4 separate regions of the Homo sapiens genome follow, and regions 2, 3 and 4 are each linked to region 1. The links are chromatin contacts, found by Hi-C or POLR2A ChIA-PET in ENCODE. All regions are on one chromosome and are shown on one strand. The core of a region is the stretch at or near the end of the contact, and the rest is flanking DNA. Distances in the headings are between cores, read along the strand shown.

Region 1 (5,575 bases), core at 1,010-3,509:
CTGAGACCCTGAATTTCTAAAAAGCTCCCCAAAGATACCCACACTGTCAGTAGGGGTGGGAGTGGCGGAGCCGACTACAGGGGAAAGCTTCACTTTGAGTGATCGAGAGGCTCTACGCAACTGGAAAGAAGAAACTCAAAATCCCTCGTACAGAGAGAGACTCACCAGCCCCCGACCCCCGGGCAGCAGTAAAGCGAGCTGGGCACTGCGCCTAGAATCCCAGTTCTTACCCCAGGATCAGAAGCGCGCTCTGCAGCTGTCCCCGCACCTCCAGAAACACGCGCGTCTCCGCCGCAGAAGCCGCCATGGCAGGCTTCCAGTCCCAGACCGGACCAAGCTGGAGGTTCCGAGGGGCCCGGGTCAACAGGACCAGGAGAGGTTCCACGTGCGGACCAACCAGCGGCAGCCCCGCTGCGGCGCAGGCGCCTGTGCCAGATCGCAGGGCTGGCGCCGCCTACCAGCTCACAGCGCCACCTGCCGGCCGGAGAGTGCACCACCGAGAAGGCGCGTGACCCCGGAGGCCGGGGCGGGGCGCGCATTTTCAAAACCAGGCTTTGGCCCAGAGTGCTGAGAAAGGTGGGCGGCGAGAGGCTAGCTATCGCCCCACTCTGCTTCTTATGAGCGTGACTTGGCGCGTTAGCATCCCTGGAAATGACCATAAAAATCAGACCCAGGGTTCACACCTTTGGCTAGCTCGAAGGGAGGGAGATGATGGAGGCAAGTGTTACAGGTGGGCTTTGTCCCCAGGAGATGCAAGAACAGAATTCCCGGCCCCAAACCCACTTTATCTTGGTCTCTTTATGAACAAGGGTCGTTTGTTAGCCTCTATCTAAAGCGACAAAATTTTCAAGAATTGACTTGCCATTGCTTCTCAACTTAGACAGGATAGCTCCAAAATTGAAACAGGTGCAAAAATATAAGGAAGTTCTTTGTTACCTAATGCAGAAGAGTGTGGCTGAAGTCTATCAGGACTAACCATTTTTTAGGGGGTAAAAAAGGAAGATGAGAATGATTACGTATGTACAGCTCCACTATTCACTTTCACAAAAGTAAAAACTAAGAGAAGTTGGAGAAGTTTACTACCAGAAGATAGTTTTGAAAAGTTTGACACAGTAAAGAACCTGGTATAATGTAAATACTTATAATGAAGAACTATTAAAATATAAGACCGGGTAGAATTACAATAGGGCTTCTTAAAAACAAGGAGCTGCTTTTATTTATTTATTTTTTTTCGGAGTCTCGCTCTGTCGCCAAGGCTGGAGTGCAGTGGCGCGATCTCGGCTCACTGCAACCTCTGCCTCCTGGGTTCAAGCGATTCTCCTGCTTCAGCCTCCCGAGTAGCTGGGATTACAGGCGCACGCGCCACCATGCCCGGCTAATTTTTCTGTTTTTGGTAGATCCGCCCACCTTGGCCTCCCAAAGTGCTGAGATTACAGGTGTGAGCCACCATGCCCAGCCTAAACCATAAATAAATTCTAAATAAATAAATCCTGTCATATATTTTAAGATAATAGCTTGACAATTTTTCTAAAATCAGTATTTGGGGTGATTAAAGTTTATTATGTTGATGCACAAATTATTATATCTATCACAATAATTTGAAGTTATAGATGGAAGCAACAACTCACTTAAAAAAATAAAGTTTACTATTATTTGGTCTCAAATAATTCATCTATTTGAAGGATGATGATTTCAACTCTTCATATCTTCCACCTTTAGTACCCGAGGCTATTGAATGCTTAAATATTGACACATTATATTGAAATATACAACTTCCGTAGCACAACTTACTCTTTATAATTGTTTTGTTAGCTTAAAAGATTTTTATATATTTAGTTACGTATTTGTAAAAACTTTCATTTTTTTACGGTATGGTGTTGGCAAAACGGTGCAATTTACCTTGGAGTAACTAGATATGATTGATAGAGCTCTAGACTCAAAATAGTTCCAAATCTGACACCAACTACTTGTCTCCTAACTTCACAAGTCTCCTAACCTCTCTGGGATGCAGGTTACTCATATGAAATATTGAGAAACTATTCAAATAATATTTAAAAGCTGTTTTCAGTTCCTATTATCTCTTCAAATGAAAACATCTGCTAACCCCCTTTCTAGCCACTCCTGAAATTGGTAGCCATGGCCGCTTCCCGCGACAGTCCACTTGAGGGCGCTGTGGCAACAGCTAGCGCCGGGAGGCAGGAAGCCGATCGGGGGCGGGGATCGAAGGCCTCAGACGTCGACGCCGGCGTGGGCGCGAGCACGGTGCACTCTGGGAGCTGTCACTAGGCCCTTCGGCTCCCGGTCTCGGTGTAGCTGCCGTGGTTGCCAGGAGAGCTGCGCCGGCGAGAAGCGGCCGAGCCAGCAGCAGGTAAAAGCGTCCCTGCCCCCAGTGCGGCCGCTAGGCTGGTAGCCGGCTCCGAGCATCCTTCTCGGCCCGGCTAGGTCCTGAGCCGCGGGGACGCCTTGCGAGTCTGACTGCTGTGGCGTCGGGGGTGTTGCCGCTCCGGCCCCGCCAGGAGCTGCGAAGCTGGTCGGCCGCCCTCTGGTTTACGGGGAGTCGGGAGCTGCGCGGGGACTGGAGGGCCAGGGCTGGGGCCGGGGCCTGGGCCGGGCAGAGGCGCGAGGGCGGCCCCAGGTGAGGGAGGCCGGAGGCGGGGCCGGGGAGCCGGGGACAGGTCCCGAGCCTCCCCTGCTGGGGCGGAGCGGTGCGCAAGGCTGGGGCAGAGGTCGCACCTGTGCGATGGAGGCGTGCGGAGTACCCTCTTTGTTGAAGGAATCGAGGCGTTGTGCCTTCTCGGCTGGTGGGTTCTTTTAGCATTGAGGAGACACGTAGGCCCGCGATGGTTCATGTTCTCCGTGGGGCTTAGAAAGGAGTACCGAAGTTTATTAAGAGGAAGTCAGAAGAGTCAAACGGGTGTTGTTAACAATTATCACCTTTGATTCCTAAGCCTTTTAAAGTTGCAACATAACAATAGTCACTTGTTCGGGCCTCCTCCATTCCTGTACCCTGAGGGGGGCGGGGAATGGCACACAACTATTTTTCTTAAGCTAAGTAAATTGTGTTTGAACATTTTTACACTATCTTAGAGTTCTATGGCGTTTGAGAAATGTAAAGATTGGGAAAATGACTTCGACTCCAGCTAAAGCAGTCAAAAAAAATGATAATTACCAAAAATGTAGGAAACTGTTTGCCTGACAAATAGGCCCTGAACTGTAGAGAGAGAAAAATCTGTTTTGATGTTGTTGGCCATTGTCTATGCAGACATAAGTTCTCACATTTTAATTTTGTTTGTGGGTATTAATATGGTCTACAGTGAATAACATACGTCGGCATTATGTGCTAAGTAACTCACCACCTGATAGATAACACAGTGATTTAGGTGGGCCGACTGAAGTTATGAGTAAATTAAAACCACGAGTAGTCTAAATGCTTTATTTTAGTGATTACTTTCGGCCACAACTGATAACTAAATCATTCTCTGTAATTGTTAAGCAGTAGCAAATCTCCACGTGGGCTTGATTATTAGGTACCTAGTGCTGAAGGAACTAAAAACACCTGATTTAATACACAAACCAGAAAATGTGACACCATAACCCAAATCTTAAATGTAAGGTAAGTGTTGTCAGTTAAATGTTTGTATACATTCAAAGAAGTCCTATTTTGTAGTTAAAGTAAAGGAGTGAGCTCTGGCCTGGGAATGAAGAGATTAGATTCAAGTGCTTTAATCTGCTACTAACCAGGTGTGATCTCCAGGCTTCGGTTTTGTCATTGTTTAAGGAAATTTGAAAAGACCAGGGTTTTCCAAACTGATGTTTCCCCCAGAACAGTGTTCTAAAACCATTTAATAGGCTTACTTTCCCCAAAGCAGTGTTCAATGGCAAATAATTTGGGAGCACACTAGGTTAAACTAGGTTTAACTTTTTTGCTTATAAAGGCAGGACTCTTCAAAACCTTTACTGTTATGCTGATACATGTAAATCTCCAGAAGGTTATCCTAGCATTCCCAAATTTACCTGATCTATTTTCTCATGGCCAAATGGTTAACAACTCTTAGAATATAATTACATAGAATATAAATTTAAAAACTGCTGTACTTAAGCTGAGTCCTCTTCAACTGTAAAGGTCCATGCATTAGGCTTATTTTTTGGCTGTCATTTTAAACTTTTTGGAGCATGAAGATCTAGTGGCAACTCACTTGTATAAAAAAAATTATATTTTTCTTAGTAAAATATTAATGATACACTTAAGTTCCCATGAGTCTTAATGCTTTAATTATTGGCAGAAGACTTATCTTATTCTTTCTGGTTTTTTGACTTTTTTAAAACCATAATTCATGTTTTGAATTTGATGGTGGAGTGTAGTTATTGATTTTATTCAAAATGGCATTTTGAGGTTCCAACAAGTGAAGACTTGTTGATAATGGCATCACTTTTGCTGTGATGATTTCTCCTTATAGTCATGCATTCCTAAAATGAAATTATGGTAGAAGCCACCCAAAATGTGCTTACTGTGTAATAACTACCTATTTTAAGAGCTTATATCATGGAAAAGAGCTAAAGGCTAAAACACAAATTTTGAGACAGTTACTTCTAAATTGCTTTACAAACAGGATGTGTGCTGAACACAATCTTAAACTGTTTTGCTAAAGTCTGTTAAGTGTCACTAGTACACCACCAGTGTGGATATTCTGTTCATTCTTTATTACTTTCTTAGGGTGAATGCTGTTAATGCACAATTTTGCTTGCAGATAGGAGAGGTGGGAAGAGAACATGTAATTTTAATAGATAAGCGTTAATTCAGGTAAATTATCTCCCTGGAATAAAACTATTAAGTAGAAATATAAAGCTAATATTTTTTGTGTAATAGTTAACAGTTTTTATTGAGAATTGTATGAAAATATGATACCCTTGTCTTTAACTGGCGGTTTCCCTTTTTCCTTTATTGTATTTACTTCCTCCTCTCCAAGCTATCCAAGCCTGAAATCTCAATGACCTTTCATTGCATTGGTCAATTATATAGTATCAAATTTATTAAGGAAAAATTTATATATACTGATGTACATTCATTTAAGTGTACATTTCAATAAGTTTTAGTAGATATATATGCACCCGTGTAGCTACCACCACAATCAAGATTTGGAAGATGCCACCACTCAGGCACATATAGTTATACTTTTACTCTCTGAGAATGTTCTTCTGTTTCTGAGTGTCTAAATTATACCTTTAAGACCTAGCTCAAATGCCACCCTGTGAACCTTTTTTTGATTACCTCATTTTGAATTAATTTCCTCCTCTTCTGACTTTCCTTTTCACATTTTTTTTTTTCATCATTCTTCTCTGTTCTTTGTGGTGGCTAACCCAGTGGCAAACATATAGCAGGCACTTATTTGTTGACCAAATGGATTAATGTAATATTTCCTCAACTTCAGTCTTTGTGATATCATCTTCAAAATTTTGGCCATATCTTCCTGTTTGGCATACTTCCTGTTTAGTTATTAATATTTCTTTATATCAATGTGATTATTAAAGTAATATTTTAAAGGAAACTTGGAATAACTTTGAGTAAAAAGCAGGT
Region 2 (5,415 bases), core at 180-2,679, 4.4 Mb after region 1:
TGAATAATTCTACTAGTGGAAACTGTATCAATTACAATAAGGGAAGATTAGCACCAGTGAGCACACTTACTACCAGGTAGAGGAAAAGTCCAACACTATTGCAAAATGAGATTAATCAAATGTCTGCCTCTACAAAGTCAACTCTGGTCTCCTGGGAGCCCCTCCCAATATTAATATGATGCTAATAAGGCATGCAAAATGTTCCAACAATGTTAACAGACCAGATATATCTATATGTATATTTAACAAGACAATGGTATACAACCAACCCTCTAAAAGGACAATTTTGGGGAAAGAACATGCTGCAGAAGGTGTGGGCTGCTGGGCAGCTCAGAATCTTGCATCCCTATTCCTGTAAGTGCTGAGGTATTTTCATATTATTTTAAACCAATCCACATATCTTGAACATCATTTATTTCACCAATGAATTATTTCTAATATCAATTATGATAGCTAATTAACATCCCCTAGTGAAAGTGGAGATTATAGTGGTTAAAATGCCTGTTGATATATCTAATTTTTTTTGTTTTTTGAGACGAAGTCTCGCTGTGTCGCCCAGGCTGGAGTGCAGGGGCGCAATCTCGGCTCACTGCAATCTCCCGGGTTCAAGTGATTCTCCCGCTTCGGCCTCCTGAGTAGCTGGGATTACCGGTGCGCGCCACCACGCCCGGCTAATTTTTTGTATTTTTAGTAAAGACGGGGTTTCGCCATATTGGCCAGGCTGGTCTCGAACTCCTGACCTTAGGTGATCCATCTGCCTCGACTTCCCAAAGTGCTGGGATTACAGGCGTGAGCCACCACGCCCGGCCGATACATCTGATTTTTTAAAGGCCGTTTTGTTGTGCGAAGATCATTAGTTAGAATGCCTGGCTGGGTAAATACAACCGATGACTGCTGACGATATGGAACAGGCACAAGACTTCTGAACGATATGTAGAATAAATTATAACTTATCTAGAACACAAGGTAACAGTGGAAGATAATGAGCCAGGTGGAAGTTACAAATGTTGCCGCAAGTAGTTTCTGTTACTTTACGAGTTCTGGGAGCTTCTCTAACAGCTTTGACAGGAGTGAATCCCCAAGGCTAAACCCAAATCCTTATTTGCCGCCTACTCACGCCTTTGTGAGGACTACGATTCCCAGACGGCAACGCTCCCTTCACTCAACTTCCTTAGCTGGCGGGGAGACGCAGTTTACAGAACTACCTCCCCAACCGAATTTCACACACCTGTCACCTAGGACGCGGCCGGGAAGGCCTCCCTTCGATCCGCGTTCTCCCCATTTTGGGGTGTAGCTTGGATTCCTGAGCCCAGTTTTAGTGCGTGGCCGACCGGGAGGCCGGCGAGGCGCTCTAGGCCGAGCGGCTTCGTCTCTATGACCACAAGGGGCGGTCCCCGGTGTCCTGCGCGGGGGCGCGGAGGGGGCGGGCGTCAGTTCCGCGGGGGGCTGTCGGGGAACCATGGCTGCCCCGAGAGGTGAGAACTGGGTCTGCTGGGAGTGGGGAGTCCGCGGGGGGCGGCGGCGGGCGAGCATCTGCGCTGGTCAGCCCCTGTCGGGCAGCGGAGCACCCTGGTTGCCCAGTGCCTCTGGGGCCTGGCTGAGGCGTCAGGAGTTTGCGTGGAGCCGCTCCCGGCAGTCAGGGCAGCCTGCCTTCCGCTGCGGCTGCAGTCTCCGCGGCTGACTCCGCGCTGGGCAGGTCGGAGTCAGAGACCGCACTGACCTCCACTAGCTGGGAGTGGGTGGGAACCGAATTCTGACAGGCCGGGGCTGCGGCGGACCCGGAGAGAGGCCAGGGCGTGGGTCCGGGGCTGGACCGCATTACCCAGCGAGGCAGGACAGTTCTTCACCCTGGCCCCGCGGCTCCGGTCTCCTCTGCGCCTCCTACCCTGTGGATGCTCAGAGGCTTAAAGGCAGGCTCCGGGCGCAGATCCCATGCGGCGGCTGGGCCATGCAACAACCACTAAAGACATCACTGGGGCGTCAAAACAGCACTGAAATCGTAACGAAAGGAAGATAACAGTCGTTAACAGTTCCCACCTGTATGCTGTGTGTAATTATAGAGAATGCTGTATGCTGCTATTTGGGGTGGAAGCTGAGATCCACCTCCCTCCTCCTGAGGGATGGCACATTCGGGTGAAGGCGTATTTGTTGACTAATTGACATTTAAGGAGGGCGAGTCTAATTGACTCCGCACCACTTTTTGCTGAGCAGTGTGTGTAAGTTGGGACCAGAGGTGGATTCTTTGACTGTGGTGCATTAACCAGGAGAAGTTGGGCAACACCCGGATTCTTGCTCCACCCTTCCTCCATAGAGCACTTGGCTTCACCCTTGAATAAATATTGAACGAATACATAAGGAATATCTTCTTGCGTGGGTTTCAAGTTATTTTCCCTGTTGCGGGGTCCATGTTTCTCATCAGGCCCTGCCCAGGGGCATTGTCTTTAGTTGCATATGCTTCTCTTATGTCTTCTTTCTGTTTCATTTCAAATAAGTCCAATCTTAAAAGCCTTTTTTTGTAGCAACACAGGAAATAAAAGAAAAAGAAATAGAATTGTTTTGATAACTAAAATGGAATGGGGATAGCAAAATTGATCCGAACGAAAACTTATAAATTACAGAAGTCAAATCATTACTTGAAATAGCTGCAACAATGTAAAGGTTTAGGCTTATTGCCAATACATATTTGTTGAGCCTTGATTGTAATCCTAACAAAACTACAGTTTCCATAGTTTCCGAATATCCACAAAGGATTTATCTGGGACTTACAGAATTTCTAAGTTCTTAAGTATTACAAATAATGTCCCCATAAACTATAGTAAAACATAACCGAAAAAAAACATTTTAAACTGTAAGTTTCTTTTGGGGGACATTTCCACACAAACACTATATGGGAGCTAATAGAATTTCGTGAGAAGCAGGGAACAATGCAGGGTTAAGATGTGGCTGCCAGTTGAGTTGTGGGCTAGCTTTATAGTTACTGGCATTGGGTGTGATTTGAATTATTTGCCCAATTTGAAGTGATTACATATGGACTTTTGCTGTTACCCTGAAATAATTGAAATTGCTAATAACTGAAGTTTTATACTGGAGAATTTGTGAATGGAGTGAACAAGAAATAGTTTGGTCTGATGTTAAACTGCCAGAGAAAATCGTACTTAAAAACATTTAGTATTTAAAAGTTGAAATACGTTTAAAAACTGGTATTCCATGTCAAAGCCCAATCTGTTTTGCACATACCTAAACTTATTTGATTACCCTTCCACTTAGATCAGTAGTTATTTTCAAGAATATAATATATATTCCCATATACTCACTATGCAAAAAGGTATTTTTTCAAGTTAATGACAATATTATAAGTCAGAATATGTTTGTAGGCTATCAATATTTGGTTTAGTGTTTAAATATTCACTTTGTTGTTTTTGGAATCAGGAACCTGTACAGTAGCTAAAATAAAGTACTTTTTAGTTTATCAGCCCTAACTTCTCTTATTTATGAAAGTGTTGATAATCTAGGACATGAGATGGCAAACTTTTCCTGTGAAGGGCTGGATAGTCTCTTGTCATAACTACTCAGATCTGCTGTTGTAGGGAAAAAAAAGTAGCCTGGATAATTTAGAAACAAATGAGCATGGCTATGTTCTAATAAAACTATTCATGGACACTAGAATTTGAATTTCCTGCAATTTTCACATATCACAAGATGTTATTACATTTTTTATCAACCATTTAAAAATGTAAAACAATCGTGAGTTCACAGGCCTCATGTAAACTGGCGACATATATAGTTTGTTCACCCTTTATCTAGAAGATGGGAAGTGCCTTCTCTTCTACTGATTAAAGGTTATTGCTGTATATTTTTGAAGTCATATTTCTTCCCTTGTGTAGGAAAGTTTTAGAACAAAGGAAGTATTATAGTGATCTCCTTCACTTCCTTTTATATAAACACTGATTTTTTGGCTCCTCAGATCTTTTGGAAAGAAAGTTTAAGCAGTTAAAAACTATTTCTTCTGTTTTACTTTTTATTTAAAACCTGATATGGTTTTTAAAAATTGCCTACAATTCAGAAAATATTCTTTAATGCACTCGGGAAAATATTTATATTGAAGAACCTGTTTCCTTGTAAGATCCAACCATACTGTATCTAAAGATAATCTGTTTGAAACTCCTGTTTTATTTCCCTATGAAAACTATCTTTGAATTGTGATTAGGCTCCCAAAGCAGTGAACAAAATCTTACTTAGCATATAATGTAGTTAAAGTAGCAGGCTGGAGTCACCTGGTGTCCTTCTGGTTCTTAACCTGGAGTTGTCAAAGTATGGCTCTGGAAAGCCTAAAATATTTGTTTCTGGCCCTTTGCAGAAAAATTTGCTGATCCCTGTTTAACCTTGAGCCTAAAGATTTGAATGGAGGTGAAGGGGAACTGGGGGACAATAGGTGGGAGGTGGGTGAGGAAAGTAGAAATAGTTTGATCCTTGGGTGATGGCAGTACCCGAGCAGGTCTGGGAATAAGGAAGTATGAGGGAGACTTGGTACCCACTGCTTATGGTTTTACCAAAGGTCTTGGACAGGCTCTGGTGCCTGAGAGATGGCTGCTGCTCAGATATACTTGCAGGCAATTCTTAAATTAAGTGTTTATATGTTTCCTGCATTTCTAGTTTTATAGAGGTGTGTTCTTAATATTCTTTTCCTGTGTTATGAATTATTGTTTTGTATAATGCAATGAAATGAGTGGCTAGTTGTAAGTTCTTATTGTGAAAAAGTTTTATATTAAGCCCCACTCATTTCTCAATTATTATTTTCTTTCTGCTGCCTTTAAATCTAGAATATACATTGCTGCAGTTGGTTTCATGCTTTGCATCCACAAGTTTGTAATCATAAAAATATTTAAAATATGTGCTGGGGCCAGGCGTGGTGGCTAATGCCTGTAATCCCAGCAGTTTGGGAGGCCGAGGTGGGTGGATCACCTGAGGTCAGGAGTTCGAGACCAGCCTGGCCAACATGGTGAAACCTCTTCCCTACTAAAAATACAAAAATTAGCTGGGTGTAGTGGCGGGTGCCTGTAATCCCAGCTGCTCAGGAGGCTAAGGCAGGAGAATTGCTTGAACCCGGGAGGTGGAGTTTGCAGTGAGCCGAGATCACGTCAAGATCATGCCACTGCACTCCAGCCTGGGTGACAGAGTGAGACCCTGTCCTAAAATATATGTCTGGCACGGTGGCTCACACCTGTAATTCCAGCACTTCAGGAGGCGGAGGTGGGCGGATCACTTGAGGTCAGGAGTTAGACACCAGCCTGGCCAACATGGGGAAACCCCATCTCTACTAAAAATGCAAAAAATTAGCTGGCTGTGGTAGTGCACGCCTGTAGTCCCGGGAGGCTGAGGCACGAGAATCGCTTGAACCTGGGAGGTGGAGGTTGC
Region 3 (5,260 bases), core at 1,423-3,922, 4.3 Mb after region 1:
AGACAAACTTTGCATGTTCTCACTTATTTGTGGGAGATACAAATTAAAACAAAAGAACTCATGAAAATAGAGTAGAATGATGGTTACCAGAGGCTGGGAAGGGTAGTGGGGATGGGGGGAGTGGGAAATGGGGATTTTTAGCGGGTACAAAAGTATAGTCAGATAAAATGAATAAGATCTAGTATTTGATAGCACAACACGGTGACTACAGTCAGCAATAGTTGATTGTACATTTAAAAATAACTAAGGGTATAATTGGAATGTTTGTAACATAAATGATAAATCCTCGATGTGGTGGATACCCCATTTACCCTGATGTGATTATTATTCATTGTATGCTTGTACCAAAATATCTCATGTACCCCATAAATACATACACATAAATATTAAAAATTTTTAAAAATTAAACCTCAAATCAAATGTGAAGTTAATTTGGCTTGGGAGAAAAAGTTTTAAATTCGAAACATATTTACCAAAGCTTTACATAAACCCATGCCAAAATATTGGTACCTTCTATTCCAACTATTCTGTTCATTTTAATATAACTTGTGTAAACCAGAAAGTCTATGAGATAGGTCTCAATCAATTTAGAGGTTTATTTCACCAATGTTAAGGACCATGGCCTGTGACACAGCCTCAGGCAGTCCTGAGAACATGTGCCCAAGGTGGTCGGGCTACAGCTTGATTTTATACATTTTAGAGAAATGGAAGTTACAGGCAAAGACATGTATCAATACATGTAAGGTATACATTGGTTTGGCCCATCTCAAAGCAGCGTGGGGGTGGGCTTCCAGGTCAAAGATGAATTCAAAGATTTTTCACATTTTCAATTAGTTGAAAGAGTTAAGCTCTGCCTGAAGATGTGAAGCCAGCTGGAGTTAAGGTAAGCGGGGGTGTTGTGGCAGCCAAGGTTCTCCTTATGTAGATAAAGCCTCCGGGTAGCTGGCTTCAAAGAATAGATGTGAATGTCTCTTATCAGACCTTAAAAGATGTCAGACTCTCTGGAAAAGACCTAGTAAGGGGCCAGGCACAGTGGCTCACGCCTGTAATCCCAGCACTTTGGGAGGCCGAGGTGGGTGGATTGCCTGAGGTCAGGAGTTCGAGACCAGCCTGACCAATATGGTGAAACTCTGTCTCTATTAAAAATGCAAAAATTAGCTAGGCTTGGTGGCATACACCTGTAGTCCCAGCTACTCGGGAGGATGAGGCAGGAGAATTGCTTGAACCCAGGAGGTGGAGGTTGCAGTGAGCCGAGATCATGCCACTGCACTCCAGCCTGGGTGACAGAGTGACACTCCGACACTCCATCTCAAAAAAAAAAAAAAAAAAGATCTAGTAAGGGAAAGAGATTTTCTATAGAATGTAAGTTTTCCCCAACAAGAGACAGCTTTGCGAGGCCATTTCAAAATAGTCAAATAAATATATTTTGGGGTAACATATTTTTATTTCTTTCAGGTCCCACTATGTGTCACGTGATGTTATTCCAGAGTCAGGTTGGAATTTTCTTATTGCTACAGTATATTTTACCAGTCTTACGATCTCCGTTTTAATGTTAATGCTGGTCAGTTGTGTCTAACCTCCAACGGGAGGAAGGTATAATGAGGCATATCCAACCGCCCACCCCTTCCCATCAGGGCCTGAACTCATTTTTCAGGGTTTTTTTGAGATTACCTTGGCCAAGACAGAGGTCCATTCCTTTCAGGGGTGGGTTGGTGATGGTGGTGCTTAGAATTTTATTTTTGGTTTTTGTATTAGTCTCTTCTCACACTGCTAGAAAGAACCACCTGAGGCTGGGTAACTTATAAAGAAAAGAGGTTTCATTAGCTCACAGTTCCACAGGCTGTACAGGAGGTATGGCTCCAGAGGCCTCAGGAAACTTACAATCATGGTGGAAGAGGAAACAAGCACGTCTTACCGTGGTGCAGGAGAGAGAGAGAAAGAGAGAGAGTGTGAAGGGGGAAGTGCTACACTCTTATAAACAAACATCTTCTGAGAACTCCATCATGGGAATGGCAAGGGGGAAGTCGGCCCCATGATTCAGTGACCTCTCACCAGGCCCCTCCTTCAACACAAGGGGGCTATTATTCCATATGAGATTTGGGTGGGGACACAGAGCCAAACCACATCAGTTTTCACGTGTATCCCAACAAACTTAAACATCAGCAAAGTATGTGCAAACCAGCATCCCTATATCTATTCTTGTCTCAACTGCACCTGCATACATCCTGCATCTTGGACTCTCAAGGCCCTAACGTAATGGCAGAGTATTAACTCTACACTTAAATGACTGTTCCCCTAAAGTAGGGGTAGGAAGAAATCAGATCTAGCTTTCTTTCCCAAATCAGAATGCTTTCCACTTTCATGAAATAAACATACTTCTAGGAGATGTCTCCTTTTATTTATACAAACATACACACCGAACTGGAACGTAATTTGAAGTTGGGAGGTGGAAAACTAAAGGTCAAAAAGGGAAGAAAGCAAAAACGTCCCTTGCACACTTCAGCCCGCAGACCCCAAGGAGGGGCGCGAGGTCCTCAGAACCGGAAAGGCTAGCACTGGATGGGTCCCCGCAGCCCCGCGCCGCTGCGCCGCAGCCTCCGGAAGACAGGGGACGCTGTGGCGCCGGGCGGGGCGCCCTCCGCCGCTCTCTCTAGCAGGCGGGGCGGCGAAGCGGGGCGGGGCGTCTCGGGCGAGGAGAGGAGGTGACCCCGCGAAAGGTAAGCGGCGGCTTCGGTGGTGTTGAGTGGCTGGGCGCCGGCCTGGAGGGGCCAGGGCGGCCGCACCATCACGCTCCCGTCTCTGCCCTTCCCAGCTGCCCTGCCGGTCTCCCTCCCAGGGAGGGAGCGTCCTCTCGGATAGCCCAAATCTTTGCCTCTCCGTGGACTCCCTGTACCCGCACCCCAAGTCGGTGAAGCTCTCTGGCCCCACAGAGCCCATTTCCCGTACTCACCTTGCGGGCTCCAGTTTGTTCGGTGCTTCATCCATGGACACCCCCACCCCGAGAACTCTCTCGTTTCCTGCAGTTTCTTAGTGTCTTGGCTCACCAGACTCATAGGGGAACATGGTGGTGTTTTGAGGAGACGCCGCTTTTCTTTTGTCATAGTGCGGACACTCGTGCTTTTTCAGCCCTGCAACACAATGTGTAGAACTTAACGGAATGAAGTTTTCTTTTGGAGGCTTCCAATGCGTCTGTCTTTGAGTAAGCCTTCGGCACCGAACAGTAGTCCATGACATTGGGGGAAGCCAGATGAGACTCAGATTGTCAGTACTCAGGCTGTCGCCAGCAAAGCCTTTCCCCTTTTTTCAGAGACAGTACTACATCCAAGAGGTGGAAAGATACTTTTGTTTTGTTTTGTTTATTTATTTATTTGTTATTATTATAAGTTTTAGGGTACATGTGCACAATGTGCAGGTTAGTTACATATGTATACATGTGCCATGCTGGTGCGATGCACCCACCAACTGGACATCTAACATTAGGTATATCTCCCAATGCTATCCCTCCCCCCTCCCCCCACCCCACAACAGACCTCAGAGTGTGATGTTCCCCTTCCTGTGTCCATGTGTTCCCATTGTTCAATTCCCACCTATGAGTGAGAATATGTGATGTTTGCTTTTTTGTTCTTGCGATAGTTTACTGAGAATGATGATTTCCAATTTCATCCATGTCCCTACAAAGGACATGAACTCATCATTTTTTATGGCTGCATAGTATTACATGGTGTATATGTGCCACATTTTCTTAATCCAGTCTATCATTGTTGGACATTTGGGTTGGTTCCAGGTCTTTGCTATTGTGAATAATGCCGCAATAAACATACGTGTGCTTGTGTCTTTACAGCAGCATGATTTATAGTCCTTTGGGTATATACCCAGTAATGGGATGGCTGGGTCAAATGGTATTTCTAGTTCTAGATCCCTGAGGAATCGCCACACTGACTTCCACAATGGTTGTACTGGTTTACAGGCCACCAACAGTGTAAAAGTGTTCCTGTTTCTCCACAGCCTCTCCAGCACCTGTTGTTTCCTGACTTTTTAATGATTGCCATTCTAACTGCTGTGAGATGGTATCTCATTGTGGTTTTGATTTGCATTTCTCTGATGGCCAGTGATGGTGAGCATTTTTTCATGTGTGTTTTGGCTGCATAAATGTCTTCTTTTGAGAAGTGTCTGTTCATGTCCTTCGCCCACTTTTTGATGGGGTTCTTTGTTTTTGTCTTGTAAATTTGCTTGAGTTGATTGTAGATTCTGGATATTAGCCCTTTGTCAGATGAATAGGTTGTGAAAATTTTCTCCCATTTTGTAGGTTGCCTGTTCACTCTGATGGTAGTTTCTTTTGCTGTGCAGAAGCTCTTTAATTAGATCCTATTTGTCAATTTTGGCTTTGGTTGCTATTGCTTTTGGTGTTTTAGACATGAAGTCCTTGCCCATGCCTATGTCCTGAATGGTAATGCTTAGGTTTTCTTCTAGGGTTTTTATGGTTTTAGGTCTAACGTTTAAGTCTTTAATCCATCTTGAATTGATTTTTGTATAAGGTGTAAGGAAGGGATCCAGTTTCAGCTTTCTACATATGGCTAGCCAGTTTTCCCAGCACCATTTATTAAATAGGGAATCCTTTCCCCATTGCTTGTTTTTCTCAGGTTTGTCAAAGATCAGATAGTTGTAGATATGTGGCGTTATTTCTGAGGGCTCTGTTCTATTCCATTGATCTATATCTCTGTTTTGGTACCAGTACCATGCTGTTTTGGTTACTGTAGCCTTGTAGTATACTTTGAAGTCAGGTAGTGTGATACCTCCAGCTTTGTTCTTTTGGCTTAGGATTGACTTGGCGATGTGGGCTCTTTTTTGGTTCCATATGAACTTTAAAGTAGCTTTTTCCAATTCTATGAAGAAAGACATTGGTAGCTTGATGGGGATGGCATTGAATCTGTAAATTACCTTGGGCAGTATGGCCATTTTCACAATGTTGATTCTTCCTACGCATGAGCATGGAATGTTCATCCATTTGTTTGTATCCTCTTTTATTTCCTTGAGCAGTGGTTTGTAGTTCTCCTTGAAGAGGTCCTTCACATCCCTTGTAAGTTGGATTCCTAGGTATTTTATTCTCTTTGAAGCAATTGTGAATGGGAGTTCACTCATGATTTGGCTCTCTGTTTGTTGCTGGTGTATAAGAATGCTTGTGATTTTTGTACATTGATTTTGTATCCTGAGACTTTGCTGAAGTTGCTTATCAGCTTAAGGAGATGTTGGGCTGAGACAA
Region 4 (5,622 bases), core at 12-2,511, 4.6 Mb after region 1:
TCTGAACTGAAGGAGGGGCTGTAGCCTCGCCTCAAACCACCCAGTCCCAGAGTTAATAGCTGCAACCAATCGATTACGGCAAGCACACATCCAGATTGGGGTGAAATGTGACCCTTTCGCCTAAATTTACGAATAATATCGTCCTCTCTGATCATTTCCGCTGGGGCTCCAGCGACTACGGAAACAATTCCAATCATTCGGCCCAAAGAAAAAGATGTCCCTGTTCTACCCAATACGGGCAAGGCAAAGCCCCTACCCACCTCCAAACACTATCCCCTTGACATCAGCCCATTTCTATTGTGTCTTATTAGGTCCTCGGGCTACGAGGACCTAGTGAAAAACGTGGCTGCCCTACTACTTTGCTAAGAACAAGAACCACACAGTCCGGCACCCCCACCCCAGGGGCCGCATCCCACACCCCAGGACCCCTGTTCCCAGTTCTCTCCACTACCCCGGCGGCCGCGGGGCCGGGTCCCACCTGTGGTGAGGCGGGAGGAGACGTCGCCGAAGGGGGATGGCTCCATTCGGAGATACTTCTGCGGCGAGGCGGCCGCAGCGGAGAAGGAGGCGGCGGTGGCCGCGGCCGCCGACAACGGGGAGGCAGCGGCCGAGGTGGGCGCCGACAATGGCGCACATCGCCTGCGCTTCGGGGACGCCGGGCTCAACAGCGGGTCGAAATCCAGAGTCCTTTTCAGAGTGGCTCCGCACGCCATGGCCGGGGGCAGCTGAGGCGCCGGGCTCGGGTGGGGTCGGGGACGGGTGACGAAAGAAGAGGGTGAGGGAAGGGGTGAAGAGCGGGAACTCGAGGAGAGCCTACCCGACGGGCTCAGGAGCCAAGCGGGTCGCGGAGCGCCGGCTGTGGAAAGGAGAGCCGCTGCCGCCGCTGCCTCCGCGGCAGGGGCAGTGGCCAGGGACGGCCCGGGTGAGAGCGGGAGGGGCGGTGGCGGGCAGAAGCACACGCCAGTCGCGTCAGGGGGGTTCTTCCGCCTCCTCAGGCGCGGCTCCCCCGAGAGAGGCTCCGGCCGCCCCCGCCGTCCGCTCGAGCTTTGCGCCGCGCCTGAGGCGCTTCTGTGCTGAGACTAGATCCTTTCTGAAGTCGAAAACAGCACCGTGGGGTGTGAGGCTGGAACGCGGCTCCTAATACGCCCGAGTACGGTCAGTAGCTTGCGAGCGGCGATCGATGCAGAGAGATTGCGAGGTAGCTGCCGCAGCAGGAACCCAAGCGAACACGTCCAACCGCTTCCCCTCCCTCGTAGAACTCTCCCACCCGCCGCCGGCCCCAATATGGCGTCAATAACAACGCCGCCGATTCAAATCCGGCGGCCTCAGAGCGCTTGCGCACGGGGGCGGGCCAAACCGGGGATGCATTTTGGGAGTTGTAGTTTTTAGGTACCGGGAGGAATCGGCTTGAAAGGCGGGAAGGGAGGAGTCACAGAAACTACGACTTCCGTCATGCAAGGCGCGCGATTCCGAGTTCCGGGTTGGAATTTAAATCCCCCTACACAGCTTGAGTGTAAGAGGAACTAAGCAAAAGAGAAAAAAAGAGAAGGTTCTGAGACAGTGGGAGATGGGAAAGCGAACCCGTGGCAAAAGCAGGCTAAGCGACATAGAAATCTTTTAAGATTCTCCGTATAGTTGCTCCCACAGTGATTTCAGATCTGGGAAATATAATAAACCAATCTCTAGTCAAAGTTAGCTTAATTTCGGTAGCGACAGTACCCAAAACAAGACCTTTCACATGGAGAGGATAGGAGATAATGAGATTATGAAACCTATTTAGGACTGGCAGACAGAACAACAGTAATAGTATCAGGTTACAGGATCCTTGATTCAACTCGATGCTCTACCCTTCGGAGGTAGCTGCTTCATCCACTAATGAAATTCTGTAAAGCCAGCTTTGCTTCTGTAAATGAATAGGACTTGAACGACTTACAGAATCAAATTGTTTTGCGTTGGGTAAAAAGCAAGTGGTATCAGACATTGCATTACTTCTGTTGAATATTGGTGCATATATTGTGAACTTTGTTACAAAACTAATCAAAAGACAGTGAAATGTTTAGGTAATAGATATTGGATGGATCCATTTTGTAAGCGGAAGGGGAAAAAAGTGTTTCTAGAAGTTGTACTTTTAGTCACATACCTAAAATAAGAATCAAATACAGCGCTAATTTAGAAAGTGATCTGTGTAGCCGGGCATGGTGACTCACGCCTGTTATCCCAGCACTTTGGGAGGCCGAGGCAGGCGGATCTTCCTGAGGTCAGGAGTTCGAGACCAGCCTGGTCAAAATGGTGAAACCCCGTCTCTACTAAAAATACAAAATTAGCCGAGCGTGGTGGCGCGCGCCTGTAGTCGCAGCTACTCGGGAGGCTAAGACAGGAGAATCATTTGAACCCGGGAGGCGAAGGTTGCAGTGAGCCGAGATGTTGCCACTGCACTCCAGCCTGGGTGATAGAGCGAGTCTCTGTCTGAAAAAAATGAAAAGAAAAGAAAATGATGCCGGGCGCGGTGGCTAACGCCTGTAATCCCAGCACTGGGAGGCCGAGGCAGGCGGATCACGAGGTCAGGAGTTCGAGACCAGCCTGTTCAACATGGTGATACCCTGTCTCTACTAAAAATAAAAAAAATTAGCCGGGCGTGGTGGCGCACACCTATAGTCCCAGCTACTCAGGAGGCTGAGGCAGAAGAATCGCTTGAACCCGGGAGGCGGAGGTTGCAGTGAGCCAAGATCAAGCTACTGCACTCCAGCCTGGGTGACAGAGCTAGACTTCGTCTCAAAAAAAAAAAAAAAAAAAAAAAGTGATATATGTAGAAACTATCACCAGTGCAATATGAAACAATTTTGTGAATGCCAACTGTCAAATGATTATAAATACTGATTTCCAGTGCTCATGTATTCTTCTTTATTCAGTAACAGATGTTTTATAGCCATTTTGTCTATTATTTTTAAACCATATTTAGAAGTAGTTCAATATATTCTTTTTTATAGACAATTTTATAGAATTGTCCAGTGCTTCAGAGATCAGCAGTCCTGATCACACTGTGTCAACAAGTAAGCCCTTCTAGTTTTAATTTAGGATATTTGGAAATATCCTACATTTCCTACATTTGGAAAATCTTTTGAAAAAGATAAGCATTTAATGAAACAGCAGCTTAACTAAGACACCTACTAGGTAAATTTCTAGTAAATTCTAAACACTTGGTAATATTTTCTGAAATTAAGATTTGCCCATAAGTTATAAAACCTACATTTGAAATGTGATGTTGTGAGTTAAATTCCCTATGTTTGAGGGAATTCAAGGACTTCAAAATTCATATGAAGTCCTAACCTCCAGTACCTTAGAATATGACTTTACTTAGGAATAGGATTATTTCAAATGTAATTAGCTAAATGTAGTAGGATGGGCCCCTAATCCAATATGACTGGTATTCTTATACAAAAAAGGAAATTTGGGCCAGGTGCGGTGGCTCACACCTGTAATCCCAGCACTTTGGAAGGCCGAGGTGGGAGGATCACTTGAGGCCAGGAGTTTGAGGCTAGCCTGGGCAATGATAAGAAACCTCATCTCTACAAAAATTTTTAAAAAATTAACTAGGCATGGTGGTGGTCACCTGTGGTCCCAGCTACTCGGGGCAGCTGAGGTGAGAGGATTGCATGAGCCCAGAAGGTTGAGGCTGCAGTAAGCTGTAATCACACCACCACACTCCGGCCAGGGTGTCATAGCCAGACCCTGTCTCAAAAAAAAAAAAAAAAAAAAGAAAAGAAAAAAAGGCCAGGGTGAAGGGGAGACTGGGTGGGGGTGGGAATTTGAACCCAGGCATGGGCCCAAGGGAATTTTGACCCACATGAACATGAACATGAAAATAGAGATTAGGGTGATGCTTCTACAAGCCAAGGAATGCCAAAGATTGCCAGCAAAACACCAGAAGCTAGGAGAGAAGTTGTTCTCCCTCAGTCCTCAGAAGGAACCAACCCTGAAAACACCTTCTCAGAGTTGTATTCTCTAGACCATGAGACAATAAATTTCTGTAGGTTAAGCCATCCAGTTTGTGGTACTTTGTTATGGCAACTGTAAGAAACTAATACAGAGAGGATTGTGGTTATCAGGCTATCATTTGAAATATACCAGAATGCCTAGAAAATGAGGAAAGTATTTTTTTGTTTAATTGTGGAGACAGAGGTCTAAGTTGCCGAGGATGGTCTCAAACTCCTGGCCTCAAGTGATCCTCCCACTAGCATTACAGGCTAGCATTACAGACTAGCATTACAGGCCGAGCCACTGCACCCAGTCAGCAAAGTGTTGTTGTACTTAAAGGTGGTGGGGGATATCTGGTAAACTTGATAGTTTAGTCATAATAGTTGCCTGTGTGGTCACCGCTGCACAGTATATTTGCAAAAGGCTGTCAAGATTAAACAGTGACAGGGCTGGGGTGCCTCCCCTTCTACCAATGACTCAGGAAGCTACTTCAGAAACTAAAAAGACAAGGGAGACCCTTCCCTATTCACCTATGTCTTTGCTTAGGCTCTCTGCTCCACACTTCTTGCCTGACTACTTATATTTTAAGACTCAAGCCAGGCATTAACTCCTCCAGGAAGCCCTCCGCAGTGTTTCAAAGCCAAGTTAGTTTTATAGCCTCACAGAGAAAGAGACACCTATCTGCATATTTTCATCATTATCCTCACCACACTGCAATAAAATTCTGTTCATGAATCTGCCTCTCCTGTCATTGTGTTAGCTCCTTACCAATAGTATAATACCTTGCACGCTTCAGTAAATGTCCACTGAATATTTCTTAAACATTTTTTATCACACTATCCCCAGTAGCCCACATTATCCTTGTTCCTTTATAGATCTGCTAAAATACTATAGCAACCCTTTTAGAGTAGAAGGAAGCTGTTGAAAAAAAAAAACCTACAAAAGTATTTATTAGGCTAAACTTGAAAATAAAGATAATACTTAAAAGCCGTAAGTCATGACATAGTATATTTTACTTTTATTTTTTAGAGACAGGGACTTGGTCTGTCACCCAGGCTGGGGTGCAGTGACACAATCAAGGCACACTGCTGCCTCGACCTCCTGGACTCAAGTGATCCTCCTGCCTCAGCCTCCCAAGTAGCTAGGACTACAACCTTGCACTACCATACCCAGCTAATTTTTAAATTTTTTGTAGAGACAGGGTCTCAGTACATTGCCCAGGTTGGTCTTGAACTCCAGGCCTGAAGCCATCCTCCCACCTCGGCTTCCCAAAGTGCTGGGATTACAAGTGTAAGCCACCACAATATATTTGAAAAATGAATTTATTTTGTTGATCAAGAAGAAAAAGACAGCAGACCTTAAGATGGGAGACGGGGGGAAGGAAGTACTAAAGAGGAAAAAGAGCTGAGGGCAGTGACTCATGCCTGTAGTCCCAGCACTTTGGGAGGCCAAGGCAGGGAGGAGGTCAGGAGTTCGAGACCAGCCTGGGCAACATAGCAAGACCCCCATATCTACAAAAAATAAAAATGTTTAAAAAAAGAAAAAGAAAAAAGGAAAGAAAAAATAAGAAAAAGAAAACTATATTTAACACATTAATAAGTTGAATCAGGTCACATGAATCTAAATATACTGTACAGCTAATGGCTC

Evidence for each region. A loop is a pair of places that touch in the nucleus more often than their neighbours do. ChIA-PET counts read pairs that join two places held with the same protein, here RNA polymerase II (POLR2A). Pooled maps may share reads with other maps.
Region 2: a map of B cell shows a loop between it and region 1 (28-fold over the local background). The contact joins the promoter of SLC35A1 here to the promoter of DOP1A in region 1. A Hi-C loop is called at or near these places in 2 of 168 maps with a recorded cell type or tissue (B cell and naive thymus-derived CD4-positive, alpha-beta T cell) and 7 of 50 pooled maps.
Region 3: a loop to region 1 is called in a map of B cell, with 21 times the contacts of the local background. The contact joins the promoter of SMIM8 here to the promoter of DOP1A in region 1. A Hi-C loop is called at or near these places in 2 of 168 maps with a recorded cell type or tissue (B cell and naive thymus-derived CD4-positive, alpha-beta T cell) and 5 of 50 pooled maps.
Region 4: a map of natural killer cell shows a loop between it and region 1 (28-fold over the local background). The contact joins the promoter of AKIRIN2 here to the promoter of DOP1A in region 1. A Hi-C loop is called at or near these places in 2 of 168 maps with a recorded cell type or tissue (CD8-positive, alpha-beta T cell and natural killer cell) and 8 of 50 pooled maps. POLR2A ChIA-PET finds 5 or more read pairs at or near these places in 2 of 52 experiments (Panc1 and WTC11).

What each region holds. Positions count from the first base shown.
Region 1 is chr6:83,065,412-83,070,986 of GRCh38, forward strand. It overlaps DOP1A (DOP1 leucine zipper like protein A), which reads left to right and starts at 2,260. Exons shown (of 39, transcript NM_015018.4): 1 at 2,260-2,368. UBE3D (ubiquitin protein ligase E3D) reads right to left here and starts at 430. Exons shown (of 10, transcript NM_198920.3): 1 at 231-430. The coding sequence starts at 307. RefSeq lists enhancers at 2,069-2,138, 2,169-2,318 and a silencer at 2,489-2,758.
Region 2 is chr6:87,471,545-87,476,959 of GRCh38, forward strand. SLC35A1 (solute carrier family 35 member A1) reads left to right here and starts at 1,430. Exons shown (of 8, transcript NM_006416.5): 1 at 1,430-1,475. The coding sequence starts at 1,460. LOC124901357 (a long non-coding RNA gene) reads right to left here and starts at 1,401. Exons shown (of 2, transcript XR_007059668.1): 1 at 1,229-1,401; 2 at 1-954. RefSeq lists enhancers at 1,077-1,983, 1,979-2,148, 2,199-2,298 and a silencer at 1,389-1,528.
Region 3 is chr6:87,319,916-87,325,175 of GRCh38, forward strand. It overlaps SMIM8 (small integral membrane protein 8), which reads left to right and starts at 2,673. Exons shown (of 4, transcript NM_001042493.3): 1 at 2,673-2,717. It overlaps GJB7 (gap junction protein beta 7), which reads right to left. Exons shown (of 3, transcript NM_198568.3): 2 at 2,951-3,128. RefSeq lists a silencer at 2,495-2,784.
Region 4 is chr6:87,700,972-87,706,593 of GRCh38, forward strand. It overlaps AKIRIN2 (akirin 2), which reads right to left and starts at 1,262. Exons shown (of 5, transcript NM_018064.4): 1 at 479-1,262. The coding sequence starts at 713. RefSeq lists silencers at 434-643, 824-993 and enhancers at 1,154-1,213, 1,524-1,833, 4,659-4,778.